Regions from separate parts of the Homo sapiens genome. Here all the other regions are linked to region 7. A link is a contact called in ENCODE Hi-C or POLR2A ChIA-PET data. All regions are on one chromosome and are shown on one strand. Each heading gives the region's core, a stretch centred on a gene start or an enhancer-like site at or near the end of the contact. The rest is flanking DNA. Distances are from core to core; before and after follow the strand shown.

Region 1 (2,700 bases), core at 101-2,600, 900 kb before region 7:
GATGAAGAAACTGAAGCCCAGAACGCCAGACAGGGCCCAGGCTGGAAGCCAAGTCTAGCCTACACTCCTGAATCTATCTGGGTCAACTGCAAGTTCCAGACTGTTAGCTGAAAGGGACTTCTAGAAGGGGACCCATCCTGTTTCAGGCTGCCCCAACCTGAGCCTAGCTGGGATGAGAACCCCTAGATGTACCTCAACCATCTGGGCCCACACAGGGACAGGAGACAGTCATGGCCAAGTCCTGTGTTCCAGAGGTTGCTGAGGACTCTCCTGGGAAGCTTCCCACCACTGACTCCAGGGGAAGGAGGAGGAGGGAGTGGGGCAGCAGCCCTGGCAGCAGCCTGCGGGGTATATGGTAAGGTGTGAGGAGCCCAGGGGCCTGGAAGCTGTGGCTGGGATCACATCTGCTCCTGCTGTAAAAGCTTGGGCAAGGGATCCCTCTTTAAGCCTCAGCTTCTCAATCCAAAATGAGAGTGGTGCTTGTGCTTATCTCACAGAGCTGTTAAGAACGGCATGACTAGGCAACTTAGCAACTTAGCATTTCCCCTTCTCTCTCCTGGTGCCAAGACTCAGGTGTGGAGGGATGAGTGGGGGGCAGGAAGGAGGAAAGTGAGGGCCTAAGTGACCCTTCAGGGATCAGGGACTGAGGCTAGGCTCAAGCTGTGTCCTCAAGCTGCGGACACAAATCTAACGAGGAGGAGCTGTGCAGGGGCAGGGGACTGGTACCTCTGCTAACAGCTGCTGGAAGTCCTTGGCGCTAACACAGCCTCGGCTGCGCAGGATCTGGGAGCAGAAAGAACACTGAGCATGACTGTATGACCTGAGGAAATCCCTTCACTCTCTAAGCCTCAGTTTCCCCTGCTTAAAATGGGGAGAGGAGCCCCGACCTCAAAGGATCATGGAGAGAATGAACTGCGGAACCCTGTCAAGCTCAGGACAGGGCTCCGGGCTGGTGTTGCTGTGAGGCGGCAAGCTGAGCCCGGCCCTGTCCTAAGCACCCTACATGCTTGTTCATTCCTTCCTCACAATCTCACAGGGAGATACTATTACCCCTTTACGGTGAGAAAACCGAGGCAGAGAGAGGCCGTCATTCTTGTATTTGAAGATACGGTGCGCGGCGTGCGCAAAGCAAACGACCCTGGGGACGAACTTCCCTCCTCCACTACCCCTCTCTGCCCACTGCTCCGTAGGGACGACAGCGGCCACTCACCGGGCCGTAGTCCCGGCGCAGCTGCTGCTCGCCTCGGAAGCGCACGTGCAGCCCATAGCGCGCCACGTACAAGTTATCGGTGCAGAAGCAGGCGCAGCGGCAGAAGTGCCGCGGAGCCCCCACCGTCGCCATAGTGAAGCACCCACAGCCCTACCAGCTTCCGTAGAGAGACTTCGGGCACGCCCCCAACCGCGGGAGGCGCGGAACCAGCGGCCAAGGGGCCGCTCTAAGTTCCCAAGGGCGGAAAAGGACGAAGACGCACCTCGCCAGGAAACGGTCTGCGGAGAAAGATGCTCCTGGGCCGGGTTGGGACCGGCGGCCTCCTCGTTCCGCCTCCCAGTTTTCCCACTACGAGGCAGGGACTAATGGCTCCACTTTACAGACAGCTGAACTGGGTCGTGCCTTCACAGGACGGGGAGAGGAAGGGACTCGGAGCCCCAAGGCCTTTGACTTAAACGCCGACCCACCCCCCGCCGTCTGCCCGGAGCTCGTGGAGAACCAGCCGAGCTGAGGACAGTTTAAAGAGCTCGGAGGTCCGACTAGTTCCCGCTGGTGCTTCAATCATCCAGCCCTGTACGTTTCAGTTTGGATTTAGCATCTACCCCGGGTCCCTGCCTGGCGCTTCCGGTCCCTCCGCCACAGTCTGTTGGATTACCTCAGATTGCCCCAGTGAGTGTCTCCACCAAAACGCTCCGTCTCGCATTACTTCCGGTGGCGTTCCCAATGGACGCGGGAGGGCGGGGTCAGGTGTGGGAGGGCGACGGGGCGTGGTCTCACCGCAGCCAACAAATGACAACTCTTGCAGACCGAGCCTCTTCTCTCCCCGGACCTTTGCTCAGGAATCTACCAGCATTAAACCTTTGAGCTAGGTACTATTATATCACCGTCTTACAGATGAGGAAACTGAGACCCAGAGAGGCACAGGGACCCGCCGCAGGTCACACATCCAGTAAGGGGCAAATATGGCGTTTGAACCCTACAGAGTTCCCCAGTTAACCACCACAGGGCTTCTGGGAGTGGTGGAAGTATGTGGGATTTGGGGTTTTCTCGTGCAGAGCTGCCCGGCCCGAGAAGGTGTTTAACGTTTTACAGTCGTCTTGATTGCCCAGTGATAGTGAGAGGCCCTGCTATCTAGGAAAGGATCCATTTCCCCAGATCAATGTTCATTACCCGCCTAACTGCCCTTTTTCCCCAGGAGGCCCAGGGCAGGTCGGCTCCCCAGCCACCCACCAGGCAGGCCTGGCACATGCAGCACCCCACCCCACCCTCACCCCCTCTCCGTTTGCAGCAGTTTGCAAGATGAGTGTGTTGTACCTATCAGTTTATTTATTTGTTTATTTACTTTTTGAGATAGAGTTTCACCCAGGCTGGAGTGCAGTGGCGCGATCTCCGCTCACTGCAACCTCTGCCTCCCGGATTCAAGCAGTTTTCCTGCCTCAGCCTCCCGAATAGCTGGGATTATCGGCAGGCGCCACCACGCCCAGCTAATT
Region 2 (2,700 bases), core at 85-2,584, 950 kb after region 7:
TTCTGTTCTCAAAGAGGTTACCAAAGACTTCTCAGTTGCCAGACTGGGTGGATATATTTTATTCCTTATGTTACTTGATCTCTTGGATGCATTCAACATCACTGGCTACTTTCTGCATCTTGGACCAGTATTTTCCCTTGGTTTCCATGACTTTCCTGGGTCCCATGTTCTCCTGGTTTCTCATTTGTACTTCTATGACTCTTTATCTTATCTTTCTTTTTAAAAAATTAATTTAATTAATTTATTTTAGAGACTGGGTCTTGCTCTGTCGTCCAGGCTGGAGTGCAGTGGCGCAATCATGGCTCACTGCAGCTTCAAACTTCTGGGCTCCAGTGATCCCCCTACCACAGCCTCCTGAGTAGCTGGGACCACAGGCACATGCCACCAAGCCTCGTTAATTTTTTTTTTAATTTTGTAGAGATAGGGTCTTGCTATGCTGCCCAGGCTGGTCTCGAACTCCTGGCTTCAAGTGATCCTCCTGACTCAGCCTTCCAAAGTGCTGGGGTTACAGGCATAAGCCACTGCATCCAATCTTTGTCTTATCTTTCTCTGGCTCTCTTCTCCCTGTAAATATCAGTTCCAGCAAATTGTCTCTCAGCACTTCTTATGATTCTATCAGGATAGGACAGGTTATGCTGCAATAACAAAGCACTCTCAGTGTCTCATGGCTTATAGCAGTGATGAATTAATTCTCACTCACACTATATGTCCATCATGGGTCTCCCAGATGGCTCAGCTCTCTGTAATCACTCAGAGATCGAGGCTAACGGAACAGCCATTGTCTTGAACTCTTTAATGAGAACTCTGGAGAGTCTCACAGCAGCAATGAAATGTTCTGACCTCGTGATGGAAGGAATATAAAGTTACCAAAAAAAAAAAAATTGGGGATTGAACGGTGGATTTCTTAGTCTTGTGAGTGTGTGGGTGTGTTTACAATTTACAGAAAATCAAGTGACATTCTTCAGCAGAAAAGGGAGTTTTTTTTTTTGAGGAAACACTTATCTCACAGACTGCAAGTGCAGGAAATGTGCCCAACCTCATGAGAACCTATTAATAGAATCAGAAACCAAACTGTCCTGTGCTGAGGTTGCTCTTTCAGTTTGTCTGAAGCCCGCCTCTGTTTGTCTCTGTGTGCCCATTGCGAGTCTCTCTAAACACTGGCTTCCTCTGTTTCTCCCAGGGCACGTGGTTCAGCAATGCTCTCCAAGTTAGGTTCCACAGTTCAAATGCAAGCCCAGATCCCCTGCCCAGTTCCAGAACTCAAGGGGAATGAATCTGATTGGCCTAATTCTTTATCCCTGGTCCAATCAGCTATGGCTGTGGGCGGGGCCATAATCACACAGGGCGTCAAGGGCCAACCTCCGTTGGGGGAGAAGGGAGGGAGGAAAGAAAGGAAGATGGCGGGAGAGAGAGAGAGAGAGAAGGGGGGTGGGAAGAGAGAGAGAGAGAGGGAGAGAGAGAATGAGAATGTGACTCTCAGAGAATAGAGGCTCCAAGGCTGAGGGACTGCTGGTTAAATACCCGTTCCTCCCCCAGGTGGGACAACTCTGAGACAAGTCTAGGCAGTCTCCAGAGGGCCTGAGGGGGTCTGAGCCCAGATGCCCACAGCCGTGACCTGCTCTTTAATTAATTAATTAGTTTTATTTATTTCCAGTGTCTTGCTCTGTCGCCCAGGCTGGAGTGCAGTGGCACGATCTCGGCTCACTGCAACCTCCGCCTCCCGGGTTCAAGCGATTCTCCTGCCTCAGCCTCGCTAGTAGCTAAGACTACAGGCGCGTGCCACCACTCCCGGCTAATTTTTGTATTTTTAGTAGAGTTGGAGTTTCACTATGTTGCCCTAGCTGGTCTAGAACTGCCGACCTCAGGTGATCCGCCCGCCTCAGCCTCCCAAAGGGCTGGGATTAGAGGTGTGAGCCACTGCGTCCGGCCTCCTGACCTACTCTTTAATGCTTCCTGTGTTGACTGCCTTCCCTTTCCTGTCTCACTTCCCCACTCCTCTTCCTGGGTCGCCTCCCAAACAAACTACTTGGACCTGAATCTCGTCCAGCCTTATGTTCTGGTGTTAAAGAGTCTGTCTGGAATTTACCCTGAGAACAATAGGTGGGTTTATAAACGGGTGTGCATGGTCTCATTTGCAGCTCAGTCAGAGCACTCTAGCTGCACCATGGAAAATGGGCGGAAGGGGCAAGAGTGGAGCCAGGGGTCTGCCCAGGGAGAGGGTAGAGTGACATGGAGGGGGACCGAAGACAGATCCCTGAAGGACACCAACACCAAGGAGACTAAGCTGAGGCAGAGTAGGGAGGAGAGGAAAGCCGAAAGACAGTGAGTCCCCAGAGGCCATGGGGTGAACACTTCACAAATAAACCGGTGACCACGGAGATATTAAGAGCGATGGTAAATCTGTGTAATTAAAGCAGCTCTAGTAAGGGAACTGACAGACACATTATTGGAACAGGGTGGAGTCACGTATTAAACACAAAGATAGGTGCAGACCGGGTGCGGTGGCTCATACCTGTAGTCTCAGCACTTTGAGAGGCCAAAGCAGGAGGATTGCTTGAGCCCAGAAGTTTGGGACCAGCCTGGGCAACATGGCAAAACCCTGTCTCTACAAAAAATAAAAAAATTAGCCAGTTGCGGGAGTGCACACCTGTAGTTCCAGCTTCTCGAAAGGCTGAAATGGGAGGATCCCTTGACCCTGGA
Region 3 (2,700 bases), core at 137-2,636, 850 kb after region 7:
GAGGTAAGTAGTGGTGATGTTGGGAAGGATATTCCTCCTAAAGTCGAGAGGAAGCAGAAAATCAGAGCGACGAAAACCTCAGAGAAGAGAGAAGAGCCAGAAGTTTCTCCAAGACCCTGGTGAACTCACACACCTGGCCACCACTTACTTGCTGAAATTAAATTTGGGATACCAGATGTTGTTCTTAACCAAAAGAGTGAAGTTTTCTGCAGCCTTTAAAAAAGCAGGTCTGAAAAACAATGATAACATTACTGTTAATAAAATACATACAAATACTCACATAACCATGTTATATATATATATATACACACATATATATATGTATTGTGTGTGTGTGTCTGTGTGTGTGTGTGTGTATATATATATATATATATATTTTTTTTTTTTTTTTTTTGAGATGGAGTCACTCTGTCACCTCGAGTGCAGGCTTGAGTGCAATGGCGCGATCTCAGCTCACTGCCACCTCAGCCTCCCGTGTAGCTGGGATTACACAGGTGTGAGCCACTATGCCTGGTTAACTTTTTTTGTATTTTTAGTAGAGACAGGGTTCCACCATGTTGGTCAGGCTGGTCTCCAACTCCTGGCCTCAAGTGATCCGCCTGCTTCAGCCTCCCAAAGTGCTGGGATTACAGGCATAAGCCATCACGCCCAGCCTATATATATTTTTGAGACAGGGTCTTGCTCTGTTGCCCAGGCTGGAGTACAGTTGCATGAACACAGCTTCTTGTAGCCTCGACCTCCCAGGCTCAGGGGGTTCTCCCACCTCAGCCTCTCAAGTAGCTGGAACTATAGGCATGCATCACCATGCCTGGCTAATGAAATTTTTTTTTTTTTTTTTTGTAGACATGAAGTCTTCCTACATTGCCCAGGCTGGTCTTGAACTCCTGACCTCAAGCAATCTTCCTACCTCCGCCTCCCTGTGCTGGACTACAGGAGTGGGCCACCATGTTCAGCCCCTATGTAATATTTTTAAAAACATATACACACATCTTACAATGTCATTTTGTCAAGAAGATGAAACACGTCTAGCATTTTCTACACCCTTCTGCATGCACACTCTTCTCTTCCAAGAGAAGACACTGAGCCGAGCCTTCCAGGTTCTTCCCCTCAAGGAAGGGCAGGCCCTCTCCCCCAAGGCGGTGAAAACTGAATTGCTAACCAGGGAGGGGATTTGTGGCCTCACTGGAAATCAGTAGGCCTGGCTTTGGGGCCGCAGGCGTTCTCCAGGGAGAGAATGAAGGCTGGGCAGATCCGGTTTTACAGGTCAAAGCAAAAGTAAATTTGCCTACAGGCTGGATCCTGACCTGTCTGAAAAGTGCACAAAGCACCCGCCAGCAGGTGCGCCGGCCTCTTCTCAGAAGTGCCACGTCAGCTCCTGGCTGACAATACAAGTTGAATCTGTCCCCAAGGGGACTCCATTTCTTTGGTGAATTTCTCCTGGAGAATCTGGCACTGTATGGCTAACCCTTCTGTGGGGGATGTTCCCCTGATCCAGGTGGGATCTTTGGAATGACAACATCAACAGTCTTCCCAGCCCTGAGACAGGAGCAAGGTCAGTGACAGGGCTGCACTCGGAGGAGAGCTGAGCCTGTCACCACTGCTGTCAGAGAAAGGCTGGGACCAAGGGGCTTCTCTCAGGTTTTTTTTTTTTTTGAGATGGAGTCTTGCTCCTGTTGCTCAGGCTGGAGTGCAATGCCGCGATCTCGGCTCACTGCAACCTCTGGGTTCAAGTGATTCTCCTGCCTCAGCCTCCCGAGTAGCTGGGGTTACAGGCGTGCACCACCACGCCTGGCTAATTTTTTCATATTTTTAGTAGAGATGGGGTTTCACCATGTTGGTCAGGCTGGTCTCAAACTCCTGACCTCAGATGATCCACCCACCTCGGTCTCCCAAAGTGCTGGGATTACAGGCATGGGCCACTGTGCCTGGACTTCTCTCAGGTCTTCAAAGTCCCCACTCCCTCAAGAGGGATGGCTTACAACAGGGGTGTTCAAGTTTTTGTCATTTCCTGTACCGTAACACCCACACACACACCTGTGTACCTCACATGTAATACTTTAAGATCAACTCACCTTTTTAGAGAAATTGAGATGAAATTCACATAACATAAAATTAACCATTTTAAACTGGACAATTCTGTGGCATTTAGTACATTCATAATGTTGTGCAATCATCACCTCTGTCTAGTTCCAAAACGTTTTAGTCTTTGTTCTGTTTTTGAGACAGGGTCTTATTCTGTCACCCGGGCTGGAGCGCAGTGGCATGATCTTGGCTCACTGCAACTTCTATCTCCCGGGTTCAAGCAATTCTCGTGCCTCAGCCTCCTGAGTAGTGGGATTACAGGTGCGCACCACCACGCCTGGCTAATTTTTATATTTTTAGTAGAGAGGGGGTTTCACCATGTTGGCCAGGCTGGTTTTGAACTCCTGGCCTCAAGTGATCCACCCGTCTCTGCCTCCCAAAGTGCTGGGATTATAGGCATGAGCCACTGTGCCTGGCCAATGTTATTTCTTATATCAGTGTGCACTTAAAAATCATTTTACACCGCATTAGATCTGCAACAGTGATGTCCAATAAAAGTATATTGTGAGGCCAGGTGTGGTGGCTCACGCTGTAATCCCAGCACTTTGGGAGGCTAAGGCAGGTGGGTTGCTTGAGCCCAGGAGTTCAAGACCAGCCTGGGCAACATGGTGAGACCCT
Region 4 (2,700 bases), core at 158-2,657, 700 kb before region 7:
AGAGGCCCTTTGTACCTCCTTACTGCTTTTTGAAAAGTAAGATTTGTAAATAAACAAGAATAATGAGGTTGGGCTCAGTGGCTCACGCCTGTAATCCCAGCACTTTGGAAGGCCGAGGTGGGCAGATCACCTGAGGTCGGGAGTTCGAGACCAGCCTGGCCAACATGGCGAAACCCTGTCTCTACTAAAAACACAAAAATTAGCTCGGCATGGTGGTGGGAGCCTGTAGTCCCAGCTATTTGGGAGGCTGAGGCGGGAGGATTGCTTGAACTCGGGAAGCAGAGGCTGCAGTAAGCCGACATTGCGTCACTGTACTCCAGCCCTGGGGACAGAGCCAGACCCTGTCTCAAAAATAAATAAATAAGAATGATGAATAAATTACAGTTGCTAGTCTTAACAAGGAAAATGGAATTTGGAGTCAAGGGATTTCAAGTCCCAAGGCTTGAATTCCAGTGTTGGGTTAGCCCTTCATTCATGCACTCAACAAATAATTTATTGAGCGCCAGTGGCTGGGCCACAGACCTCCAGGCAAGGAGCACATATTCCACTCCAGGAAAACAGGCAGTAAGCCGAGTACACAAAGGCAGGTCGTCTTACACTGATGGACGCGAACCTTGGGCAAGCCCACTTCCAGACTTTTTGGTACAGTGGAGTTGTGAGAGCTCCTTCCTCTACTCGCCAGGTTGTGTAAATTAAGGACACCCTGAGAGGTAAATGGGAAAGCAGCTCCCCAGACGCCAATCGTCCTCCTTAAACAGTAAGCACCGGGTACGCGCTACTCTGTGGCCCGGGCTGAATAACAAGGTGTTATTGGGTTAAGGAAACGGTCGTGACGCCGTTTTCCTCTAGTGTATTGTTTCACTTTTTTTTTTTTTTTTTTTTTTTGAGACGGAGTCTCGCTCTGTCGCCCAGGCTGGAGTGCAGTGGCGCGATCTCGGCTCACTGCAAGCTCTGCCTCCCGGGTTCACGCCATTCTCCTGCCTCAGCCTCCCGAGTAGCTGGGATTACAGGCGCCCGCCGCCACGCCCGGCTAATTTTTTTTTTTTTATTTTTAGTAGAGACGGGGTTTCACTGTGTTAGCCAGGATGGTCTCGATCTCCTGACCTCGTGATCCGCCCGCCTCCGCCTCCCAAAGCGCTGGGATTACAGGCGTGAGCCACCGCGCCCGGCCTGTTTCACATTTTAAGTAGACACCGTTCTTGAGAAGCAATAGATTTCGACCAATGTGCACCGTTCCCGCGGCGCCCCGCCGCGCCCGGAACCGCTGCTTACCTGGCGCCCGGCAAGGAAGGCTGCCGGAGGGTTCATAGGTGTTTCCTCCGCCCCCGGAGAAGCCCGGTGTGGGCGGCGTCACCTCAGAAACGCCATCGGCGCGCCTGCCCCGAGCGGCGGGGGCGAGCCCGGAGCCCCGGGGCCCCGCGCCCTCGGCCGACCCCCGCCCCGTACTCCAACCGCCTGCCTGGTGCCCACGCGGCGTGCGCCCGCCGGGGCTCGGGGCTCCCCGCCAGGGTTTCCGGGCCGCAGCCCCGCTGCGCTGGTGGGCACTGTTCTTCTGCCTCGGAAACTGGGGGCTCCCAAGTGGCTCAGGCTGCGTATGGACGCTTTTTGCCCACGCCCGAGGCTCCGGCGCTGGAAGGCCTGAAAGAACCGGCTGTTCACCACTACCCAGAGAATGAAGAAGTCAATAAAGGCTGCTGCGCCGCCCCCAGCACTCTGGTTTATGACATTTGAGTTGCTCACTTCCCTATCTTCCATCTTCCCCCTAATAACCGTGAGCTCGGCCGTGCTCGCTCCTGTGTAGCTGGCTCCCAGAACAGGACCTGACACTCGAATGCGTGGAGGCAGAGCCCAGCCCTCGGGGATAACAGTTGCGGGCTACCCTAGCACCTTTGATACTTTAAACCAAGAATCACAGATGAAGAGGGGGAAATTTACTCTTGGGAGCTCCTGAAAAGCAATGAGGAGAACCACGGTACTTTGTCATGACAAAATCTACGATATTCTGGGTTGAATCTAAGCTTTTTCACCTGTTCTTCCATAGTCACCTCTTCATCCCCCTTTCACTCTTCCTAAGATGTGGGAACGGGACTAGGAAAAAATAAGGCTTATCACACTTCAGCCCCGGCTGCCCATCCCTGAATGCTTAACCCATCAGACAGCAACACAATTACTAAATACGGTCGGTCTTACAGGGTTTCAACTTTACTTTTTGGTTGAATATGAAATGCCAAAACATGCCCTTGTGTTCAAAAAATACAATCTGAAAATGGAAAAACAAAATTAAGATTTCTTATTTTGAAGCTTTACTGATAGGCTCATGTTTGGGAGACCAAAGCAATGTCTTAGAATTTAAAATCAAGAAAGCTGGGCGCAGTGGCCTGTAACCCCAGCACTTTGGGAGGCCAATGTAGGAGGATCTGTTGCGTTCAGGAGTTTGAGACCAGCCTGAGCAACATGGTGACACCCACCTCTAAAAAACTTTTTTTTTTTTTTTTTTTGAGATGGAGTCTGGCTCTTGTTGCCTGAGCTGGAGTGCAATGGCACAATCTCGGCTCACTGCAAACTCTGCCTCTGGCCTCAAGCAAATCTCCTGCCTCAGCCTCCCGAGTAGCTGGGATTACAGGTGCCCGCCACCACGCCACCTTTGTTGTATTTTTAGTAGAGATGGGTTTCACTACCTTGGCCAGGCTGGTCGCGAAC
Region 5 (2,700 bases), core at 108-2,607, 650 kb after region 7:
AATCACTTGAACCTGGGAAGCGGAGGTTGCGATAAGCCAAGATTGCACCATTGAACTTCAGCCTGGGCAACAGAGCAAGACTCTGTCTAAAAAAAAAAAAAAAAAAAAAAAATTGTTTAAAATTATCCAGGCATGGTGGTATGCATTATATGCCAGCTCCTGGGGAGGCTGAGGCGGGAGGGCTGCTTGAGCCCAGAAGTTAAGACTGTAGTGAGCTATGATCATGCCACTGTACTCTGCCTGGGTGGGCAACAGCAAGACTCTGTCTTTAAAAAAAAAAGGGGGGGGAGGGGGTAGAAAGGCATGCCAGTTTAAAAATTCAAATTCCAGGGGGAAATGCTTGCCCTCTGCCAAACAAGCCAATTTCCAAGTATCAAGCCTGTTACACTAAACATTTCTGTTGTCTGACATTTCTATTATCTGGCTAATAAACCAGGGTTACTTCAAACTACTATCTAAAAAATCCACCAAGCATTTTGTACTCTTTCTATAAAGAAGCCACTAAAACTTAATACACAAATCTAAGAGTAAACATTAAACTGCTTTAAACTAAGACTGTATAAATCTGAATTTTTGAATTTAAGTTTAGACAAAACCAGCACCTACTGCTTAGCTTCTATGGCCTGGATTTAAAGACTTGCCACCACCAAGTTACCAATTTGGAGGAAATGTTAAGATTTCCAGAGTCTCATCAAAAGATTACTTTGGGAGGAAGAGGCGGGTGGATCATGAGGTCAGGAGATTGAGACTATCCTGGCTAACACAGTGAAACCCCGTCTCTACTAAATATACAGAAAAATTAGCCGGGCGTGGTGGCGGGTGCCTGTAGTCCCAGCTACTTGGGAGGCTGAGGCAGGAGAATGGCATGAACCCAGGAGGTGGAATTTGCAGTGAGCTGAGATCACGCCACTGCACTCCGGCCTGGGCAACAGAGCGAGACTCTGTCTCAAAAAAAAAAAAAAAGTTTAGACAAAAAGCACAAGTGCCCACAAAACTCTGGCAACTTATGCTGCTTCTAAAGGGAAACCATGACCTGCTCAAGCCAGTTACTACCAATTGTGGTTGCAGACAAACAAGTGGGAGGCCTTGATTTACATGCTTTGATCTTCAAAAGCAGAAAATTTTTTTCTTTACTATTAGCCACACAAACTTTCTGCCCAAAGCACAGGGGCATCTGCCTCCTGGTGTTCACAGGTATTTTCAGCTCTGTTGATGGACTAATAAATTCTGAGCACCCAAGGCCATATGTGTTACTCACTGCACAGTCAGGAGATAACAGACTCTGAGAAGTGGCCACTCCCAGCTGCACTGAAATGACAGTTGGTCTCAACTCAACCATCCTGAGTCAAGTCAAGTTGGACCTAAAAGAGATTTCACAACATTTTTGCATAATAGCTCAAGTTCCTCTTTTTTTTTTTTTTTTTTTGAGACGGAGTTTCGCTCGTCGCCCAGCCTGGAGTGCAATGGCACGATCTTGGCTCACTGCAACCTCCGCCTTCCAGTTTCAGGCGATTCTCCTGCCTCAGCCTCCTGAGTAGTTGGGATTACAGGGACCCGCCACCATGCCCAGCTAATTTTCGTATTTTTAGTTGAGACAGTTTCACCATGTTGACCAGGCTGGTCTCGAACTCTTGACCTCATGATCCACCCGCCTCAGCCTCCCAAAGTGCTAGGATTACAGGCATGAGCCACCACACCTGGCCCAAGTTTCTCATTTCTTATGTGGTACTGGAAGGGTTAAGAGCAACTCTGGCATCAGAGCTAGGTTCAAATTCTGCATAGCCACTTTTTAACCATGAGGTTTTAGACAAGTCTAACTTCTCAGAGGTTAGAGAAGCAAAGCAATGTTTATTTCAGAAAGTTGCTTTGAGGACTGCAGAGGCAACTACAGCACCTAGCGCAATACCTGGACACAAGAAACAGCACATCAGCAGTTAACCTTACTGATAAGCAAGCAGGAAATGTAAGCACTGTTGCTCATGTGGCATTGTTTTTTTCTTTTTTTTCTTTTTTTTTTTTTTTGAGACAAGGTCTGGCTCTGTTACCCAAGTTGGATTTCAGTGGTGTGATCTTGGCTCACTGTAACCTCCACACCCAAGGCTCAAGCCATCCTCCTACCTCAGCCTCCTGAGTAGCTGGGACTACCACGCCTGGCTAATTTTTTCCAAAGACAGGGTTTCGCCATGTTGTCCAAGCTAGTCTTGAACTTGTGAGCTCAAGCATTCCTCCAGCCTCAACCTCACAAGGTCCTAGGATTACAGGCGTGAGCCACCGCACCCGGCCCCCATGTGACATCTTTGAAGGTGCTCCCACCATCTCTTCTGAAGAGGGGTGCTAGGCCAGGTCACTTGATTTAGGAACTGACCAAGACAATGTAAACAAAAGCTTTTAAAACTAATTTTATTCCTAAAGTTAAAATCAGCTAGCGGGTAGCACTGAAAATACACCTTCACTATACAAAACAATGTAAACTGATTACACATTAATAAGGAATTTAGCACACACACTTCTAATAAAAGAAGCTAGATGCAGCCCTTGCTATAAAAAGCTATACCTGAACAAAAATGGACATGTGGAGTCTAAGGCCCTGGCAGTCGACTAGAGAATGTCAGTTGTTCCCAATTATGTTTAAATGCAGAAACAGCAACAATGTGGAAACTTACATTCATCAAATGTTAGCATTTAAAATATACATGACTA
Region 6 (2,700 bases), core at 200-2,699, 820 kb before region 7:
AGAGCAAGACTCTGTCTCAAAAAATAAAAAAAGCAATAGTTCCTCTAACTTTCATCATTTTTCTGCAAACACGAGCCCTTAGTACAACGGGCTGGAAGGAGAGAAGAGGTTGGCAGAGCCCAGCCTAACGTATGGATGGAGAACACAGACCTTATGTTTTACCCATGGAGTTGCAGAAGAATCAGCTTTATACACAAAGCCCCTAAGTCTGCCGATAAGCATTTGCTGAATGCCTCGACTGTGTTCAGAGCTGAGTTATGAGACGAGGTCAGTGTGTTATGATGCCAGCGTGGTGGACGCCAGACTGGGAGCCAGGAGACCTGCCAATTACTTGATTTTCAGAAACAAAGCAAAAGCCCAAAAAATTTCCCCTTCTCAGGGCTTCAGTTCCCTTATGTGTAAAATTAGGGGGCTGTCATGGTTAACCTCAGCCTTAGGTTTCTTCTAACTAGAACTGTGACAGATTCCAAAGTAGGATAATGAGTTCCCAGGCTCCTGGATCTTAAGAGGCTTCCCGGTAGCTGAGAGACTGAGAGCGACTGCACCCTAAATCGTGTTGTTTCTGAAAGAGCACAGGTTGGCCCACCTGGATGTCTGGGCACCTTCCTCTGAGGTGATGCAAAGGGGCCACTCAATGGGTCCTTGCTCAAAATGCTCCAGCCTTACTGGCCTTCTTCCCATTCCTGAATGCACCAAGTTAGTCCTGTCCCAGGGCCTTTGCACGTGCTGGTTTTGCTGCCTTGAGCTTCCTACAGGAATGGTGGCTGGTTCCTCCCTTCTCATCCTTCACATTTCCTTAGACGCCACCTTCTCCGAAAGTGCCATCTCTTACTACCCTAAAGGTCTTTTTATTTTCTTATTTCAGTGTCCATTCCCTTATTTGTGATCGCCTAATTATTTTACTTATTTCTTGTTTTGTTTGCGTCCTCTTTCATTCTGTTAGCTCCATGTAAGCAGGGGTCCGTTTTGCTTTATTCAGAACTGTATACTCAATGCCCAGTACAGAGTAGGTCTCAAAACATATTTGTTAAATGAATGACGTGGCAGCTCCACAATTCCAAGTAACCAATGACACCTAAAGTTGTTTCCCCATGAAGTCTCTGTCTTTTGGGTTCCGTGCATCGGGCTGGGCTCACAGGCTGCGGGAACTTCCTTCCCACTGCCTGTTTTCCTTGGATCGCGGTATCTCTCTTCCTGGAGGAAAAAGGCTCTTATGACCTCATGGCGCGCTCTCCCGAGCCGCAGTGACGTCATTAATGCGCTCACGCGTCACAGCCCAATCATAGGGCCCTTCCCCTCCCTTTAGAAGTCCCGACTGTCCCTGACACATTCCACTCCAAGCGAGCCGCGACACTTACGTCACGTCCGCCCGCCCGCGCGGTGATGACGTCACGACCCAGGGCTGGCGTCACGTGTCCCCCCCGCGGGGGGCGGCCCTTGAGGGCGGCGCTTCCGGTCGGCGGAGCCTGGTGGCCGCAGCGGCGGTGGCGACGACGGCCGAGACGTGGGGATGGCGGGCGCCGGGAGCGAAGCCCGGTTCGCCGGGCTGTCGCTGGTGCAGCTCAACGAGCTGCTGGAGGACGAGGGCCAGCTGACGGAGATGGTGCAGAAGATGGAGGAGGTGAGCCGAGCTGGGCTTAAGGCGGCGGCTGTGAGGCCTCGAGCGGGGTTCGCTCCTCGAACGGTGGCCGGAGGCGGAGGCGACCGCGGCGCCTCCGGTCGTGTTGAGGGGACTGGGCTAGAAATGGGGGCGCTTGGGGCGGGGTGCGGGAGCCAGGGAACCGCGACTGGTGCTTAGGCAGGAATAGGGGGCCTGAGAGGGGGTTTGAGGCACTGAGGGGACCGAGACTAGGGCGGAGGCGGGAAAAAGGGTCCTGAGACGGGGCTTGGGGAGCCGATTGGGGGTCCTGAGACAAGGTTTTGTGGGGCTGAGGACTTAAGGCTGGGTCTGAAGACTTAAGGCTGGGTCTGAAGTGGAGATTAGGGAGCCTGGAATGGGAATTTGGGGATTAGAGTGCTATCGTTGGGTCTAGGCGGAAGAGGACGGAACTGGGGGGATCTGAGATTGGTTTGGTCGGAGGAGCGGGGAGAGTAATAAGGGCTGAGTCGGAGGCGAGGATTAGGGGTGACTGAGGGGGACCAAGAGCTAGATCTGGTAGAGGTTGGGGGGTTTCCTTTGAGAGGAAAGGTTGGGGACAACCAGGGGGACTGAGGCAGCTATAGGGGATCAGAGTAGGTTTTGGGGGACTGAGTGGACTATCCAAATAGGACTCTTAGGAGAGGATTGAGGGTTCCAAGATGGGTTCGGGAGGCTGAGGGTCTGTAGCTGAGTCTATGAGGTGGTTCTGAGGCTCTTTAAGGGTTGGGCGAGGGTCCCCAGCCCAGGGTTTGGAGGCAGGAGTCCATGGTCATACCATAGCCAGGGTAAGGTTTGAAGGTTCCATGTATCTAAGGGGTCCCAATAATGCCCCTGGAGTCTGACTTCTTTTGAAGTGGCCCCAGCAGAGTTACGGGAGTTCGTGGATGGGCCTAAGGGTGGCGACAGGATACGTTTTTCTGTAAGGGTTGCCCCCTCCACCGAGGAAGGGAAGGTGGGAAATTTAGTGTGGCTGGCTTTGTACCACTGCGTCCCACGTGTCTGGGACTAAGGAAGGTTCCTGGAGCAGTTTCAGGAAGAAGTTAAAATGGGGGTTTGGGGCT
Region 7 (2,700 bases), core at 124-2,623:
AGAGAGTGAAAAAGCGCTTTAATCTTTGAGGGCCAGGCATTTTCTGTGACTTGGAAAAGAGGAATCTCTGCCCAGAGCCGAATCCACATGTCAGAACGGTGTCTGGGATGTCTGCCCTCAACAATGACATCTCCCTCATATAATGTTTCAGGACCGGCCAGAAAACCCTCCAACTTGCCAGAAGGACAGACTGCACCTCCAACAGCTGTGGCACCAAAAGTCTTCTTAGGAGGCACCCAAAGCCCTCCCGAGATGGGGGCGGGCCTCCCGATGAGGTTGTAAGGGGGCCAGCCTCCAGGTGCAGGGACACCTAACTCTGGCCAAGCACTGGAATAAGCAATTTACCTATCTCACTCCATCCCCACAACAGCCCCTTGGAGGCAGACACTACAGTCATTCCCCTTTTATAAAGGAGGAAACAGGCTCCGAGGTGTTACACAACCATTAAACAGCAGAGCCAGCCTCCAGTCACCCCGAACAGGTGGTCCTGACCGCTGCTGGATATGGGGGAAACACACAAAGCGTTTGGAGGAAGGAGTCGATAGAGTCGGGTAACACAAGATGCAGCCAGTGTTTATACCTCTTCCTCGTCCAACATCGGTGGTCCCAGGACACTGGAGGGGAGGGCCTGGATGGGGAACGTGAACCCGAAAGGACCCCGGCACTGCTGGCAGGGGAAGAGGCCAGGACCCCGGCTCCTCTGGCAACGCGGGGAACCCCAGATCCATAAACCCTCCCGAAGGAGGAAGACCCAAAGGGAATGCATGAAGCCACGGGGTTGCCAGGCGGCCCTTCCCTCCACGCTTGTTTTGTCAAACAAGGGCCTCCGGCCGGGGCCTCAGGGGGTCGCGGGGGTCCCTACCTGTAGGCCAAAGTCATGCACTCGAAGAGCTTGGTGAGCGAGGCGTCGATGGACAGGTGGCAGGAGCTAGTCTTGCCGAAGCTGTAGGTCTGGCACGTCTGTTTGTTGACCGTGTCGAAATCGTAGCCCTTCTTGGGCGGGTGCTCTCGGTGCGGCGACGACACCATGAAGTGGCCGCTGTGGATGATCTGCTGGCGGCGCGGAGGTTCCTCGCGGCCCGGCCCGGCCCGAGGCGGCGGTGGCGCGGCGCTCGCGTGGGCCCGGGCCGGGGTGGCCGCGCCGGAGGCGGGCGGCGGGGACGGCTCATCCGTGTCCGAGTCGTCGTCGTCCTCGGACACCTGGGGCTTGAGCAGCACCTGGCGGCCCCGGCTGCGAGGCCGGCGCGGGGAGCACATGAAGACGTCGGCGGCCATGAGAAGGGCTCGGCCGGGGGCATCCCCCGGAGCCCGGGGCAACGCGACAAGCGCGCGAGGCAGAGGGGCGCCGGCCCGGCCCGGCCCGCGCGCCGACTGTCCGCGAGCGCGCGGCGCGGCGGGAGGGGGAGGGCTCCGGCCCCGGCGTGACGTCACCGAGGCGTCTGGGCCAATCGGCTGCCCGCGTCGGCCTCTTAAAGGCGCAGGGGAACCTTTCCTTAGCTAGGCGGACCAAAAAAAAAAAAAAAGGGGAAGCGGAGGCCACGCCTCCCGGCCGTGCCCCTCGCCACCTCCTCCTCTCCCGGCGTCCGTGGGTGCTGAGGGACACGGTGGCCGGGCGGAGCGGCTCGCCGGTGTCGCGACCTGGGAGAGGCGTCGGCAGAGTGGGGCCGTGCTAGTCCCGCCCCCGCCCCGCTCCGCGCCCCGGGAGTCGCCCTGTGGCTTCGCCGCAGGCCCGGCCGGCTCCACGTGGTGGGTGCGGGTGGGGCTCCTCGGCCTCCAGGCCCTGCTTTTTCCCTGCCGGGCGGTACCGAGTCCTCGCAGCTCACGCCTGAGTTTGCCGGACGTGGTGGCTATTGTCCTCATTATTCTCATCGTATTGATGGGAACACTGGGTGGCTGAATACCGACAGGATTTTTCTCAGACCTGGAGTCCACAGAGCTGGGAACTTGCTTCCCCTGCGCGTCCCCAGCTCGGCGCAGCTGTTGAGTGGCAGCGCCCCTGAGCCCAGCGACCTCCAGACCCCAGCTCTTTTAACTTCAACTCAGCATGCTGTTGTTATTTTTTTAAAGTTTGACGGACGAGCCAGCCCCCGAAACAATTCTAAAAGGGGAGTATCTGAGCCAGAGTTTTCTTCTCTGTCAAATGGTGAACAATTCCGTTTCCTCAGAAACTTGGGACAGTTTAAAAATGGCTATAGTGGGGCGCGGTGGCTCATGCCTGTAATCCTAGCACTTTTGGAGGCCGAGGCGGGTGGATCACTTGAGGCCAGAAGTTCAAGACCAGCCAGGCCAACACGGTGAAACCCTGTCTCTACTAAAAATAACAAAAATTAGCCGGTCGTAGTGGTGCACCCCTGTAATCCCAGCTACTCGGGAGGCTGAGGCAGGAGAATCGCTTGAATCCGGGAGGTGGAGGTTGCAGTGAGCCGAGATTGCGCCATTGCACTCTAGCCTGGGCGACAGAGCGAGGCCCTGTCTCAAAAAGAAAAATAAATACAAATAAAAATGGCTATAAGTTGCTTAGCAGGCAGGCTGGCACAAAATGAGCGCTAAATAAATGTGCCACAGGTTGGAGGATTTGGATCAACCAGACCAGAGGTGCCTAGAAATTGCCAATAGTCCACCACTATTTGACCTGCAGAAACGGCAACTTCGCGTGGCACAACCTAACTGACAGACACCTCTAGAAAGCTGTCAAGGTTT

The links. Hi-C counts contacts between places; a loop is a spot of excess contacts on that map. ChIA-PET counts read pairs that join two places held with the same protein, here RNA polymerase II (POLR2A). Pooled maps may share reads with other maps.
Region 1: a pooled map shows a loop between it and region 7 (5-fold over the local background). The contact joins the promoter of OGFOD2 here to the promoter of MLXIP in region 7. A Hi-C loop is called at or near these places in 1 of 168 maps with a recorded cell type or tissue (naive thymus-derived CD4-positive, alpha-beta T cell) and 6 of 50 pooled maps. POLR2A ChIA-PET finds 5 or more read pairs at or near these places in 1 of 52 experiments (CD8-positive, alpha-beta memory T cell).
Region 2: a pooled map shows a loop between it and region 7 (10-fold over the local background). The contact joins the enhancer-like site here to the promoter of MLXIP in region 7. A Hi-C loop is called at or near these places in 6 of 50 pooled maps. POLR2A ChIA-PET finds 5 or more read pairs at or near these places in 2 of 52 experiments (activated CD8-positive, alpha-beta memory T cell and activated naive CD4-positive, alpha-beta T cell).
Region 3: a map with no recorded cell type shows a loop between it and region 7 (2.7-fold over the local background). The contact joins the enhancer-like site here to the promoter of MLXIP in region 7. A Hi-C loop is called at or near these places in 1 of 37 single-sample maps with no recorded cell type.
Region 4: a pooled map shows a loop between it and region 7 (2.5-fold over the local background). The contact joins the promoter of CCDC62 here to the promoter of MLXIP in region 7. A Hi-C loop is called at or near these places in 1 of 50 pooled maps. POLR2A ChIA-PET finds 5 or more read pairs at or near these places in 2 of 52 experiments (activated B cell and naive thymus-derived CD4-positive, alpha-beta T cell).
Region 5: a loop to region 7 is called in a pooled map, with 4 times the contacts of the local background. The contact joins the enhancer-like site here to the promoter of MLXIP in region 7. A Hi-C loop is called at or near these places in 1 of 50 pooled maps. POLR2A ChIA-PET finds 5 or more read pairs at or near these places in 2 of 52 experiments (CD8-positive, alpha-beta memory T cell and H1).
Region 6: a pooled map shows a loop between it and region 7 (5-fold over the local background). The contact joins the promoter of VPS37B here to the promoter of MLXIP in region 7. A Hi-C loop is called at or near these places in 2 of 37 single-sample maps with no recorded cell type and 8 of 50 pooled maps. POLR2A ChIA-PET finds 5 or more read pairs at or near these places in 2 of 52 experiments (HepG2 and PC-9).

Annotation. Positions count from the first base shown.
Region 1 is chr12:122,973,894-122,976,593 of GRCh38, reverse strand. OGFOD2 (2-oxoglutarate and iron dependent oxygenase domain containing 2) reads right to left here and starts at 1,350. Exons shown (of 7, transcript NM_001304833.2): 1 at 1,211-1,350; 2 at 727-783. The coding sequence starts at 1,342. It also overlaps a transcript of ABCB9 not described here. RefSeq lists an enhancer at 1,446-1,905.
Region 2 is chr12:121,127,710-121,130,409 of GRCh38, reverse strand. All of the region lies in intron 2 of LOC105370032 (a long non-coding RNA gene), which reads left to right. Among named protein-coding and RNA genes, the nearest start is that of P2RX7, 3.8 kb to the left of the region's middle. RefSeq lists an enhancer at 1,130-1,424. Within about 2 kb of position 1,334, at least 29 of the 41 ENCODE cell types and tissues checked have a DNase peak (open chromatin) inside an H3K27ac peak, as active enhancers do.
Region 3 is chr12:121,226,062-121,228,761 of GRCh38, reverse strand. It overlaps P2RX4 (purinergic receptor P2X 4), which reads right to left. Exons shown (of 12, transcript NM_002560.3): 6 at 149-229; 7 at 1-37. Among named protein-coding and RNA genes, the nearest start is that of P2RX4, 17 kb to the right of the region's middle. RefSeq lists an enhancer at 1,394-1,443. Within about 2 kb of position 1,386, at least 15 of the 41 ENCODE cell types and tissues checked have a DNase peak (open chromatin) inside an H3K27ac peak, as active enhancers do.
Region 4 is chr12:122,773,279-122,775,978 of GRCh38, reverse strand. CCDC62 (coiled-coil domain containing 62) reads right to left here and starts at 1,407. Exons shown (of 13, transcript NM_201435.5): 1 at 1,273-1,407. The coding sequence starts at 1,308. RefSeq lists silencers at 543-837, 1,360-1,569 and enhancers at 1,040-1,179, 567-1,260.
Region 5 is chr12:121,424,033-121,426,732 of GRCh38, reverse strand. It overlaps RNF34 (ring finger protein 34), which reads right to left. Exons shown (of 6, transcript NM_025126.4): 6 at 2,385-2,700. It also overlaps a transcript of KDM2B not described here. Among named protein-coding and RNA genes, the nearest start is that of MIR7107, 19 kb to the left of the region's middle. RefSeq lists an enhancer at 1,144-1,223. Within about 2 kb of position 1,357, at least 8 of the 41 ENCODE cell types and tissues checked have a DNase peak (open chromatin) inside an H3K27ac peak, as active enhancers do.
Region 6 is chr12:122,894,873-122,897,572 of GRCh38, reverse strand. VPS37B (VPS37B subunit of ESCRT-I) reads left to right here and starts at 1,449. Exons shown (of 4, transcript NM_024667.3): 1 at 1,449-1,621. The coding sequence starts at 1,511. RefSeq lists a silencer at 1,306-1,455 and an enhancer at 1,636-1,785.
Region 7 is chr12:122,077,429-122,080,128 of GRCh38, reverse strand. It overlaps MLXIP (MLX interacting protein), which reads right to left and starts at 1,373. Exons shown (of 17, transcript NM_014938.6): 1 at 863-1,373. The coding sequence starts at 1,275. RefSeq lists an enhancer at 791-1,030 and silencers at 1,091-1,540, 1,551-1,830.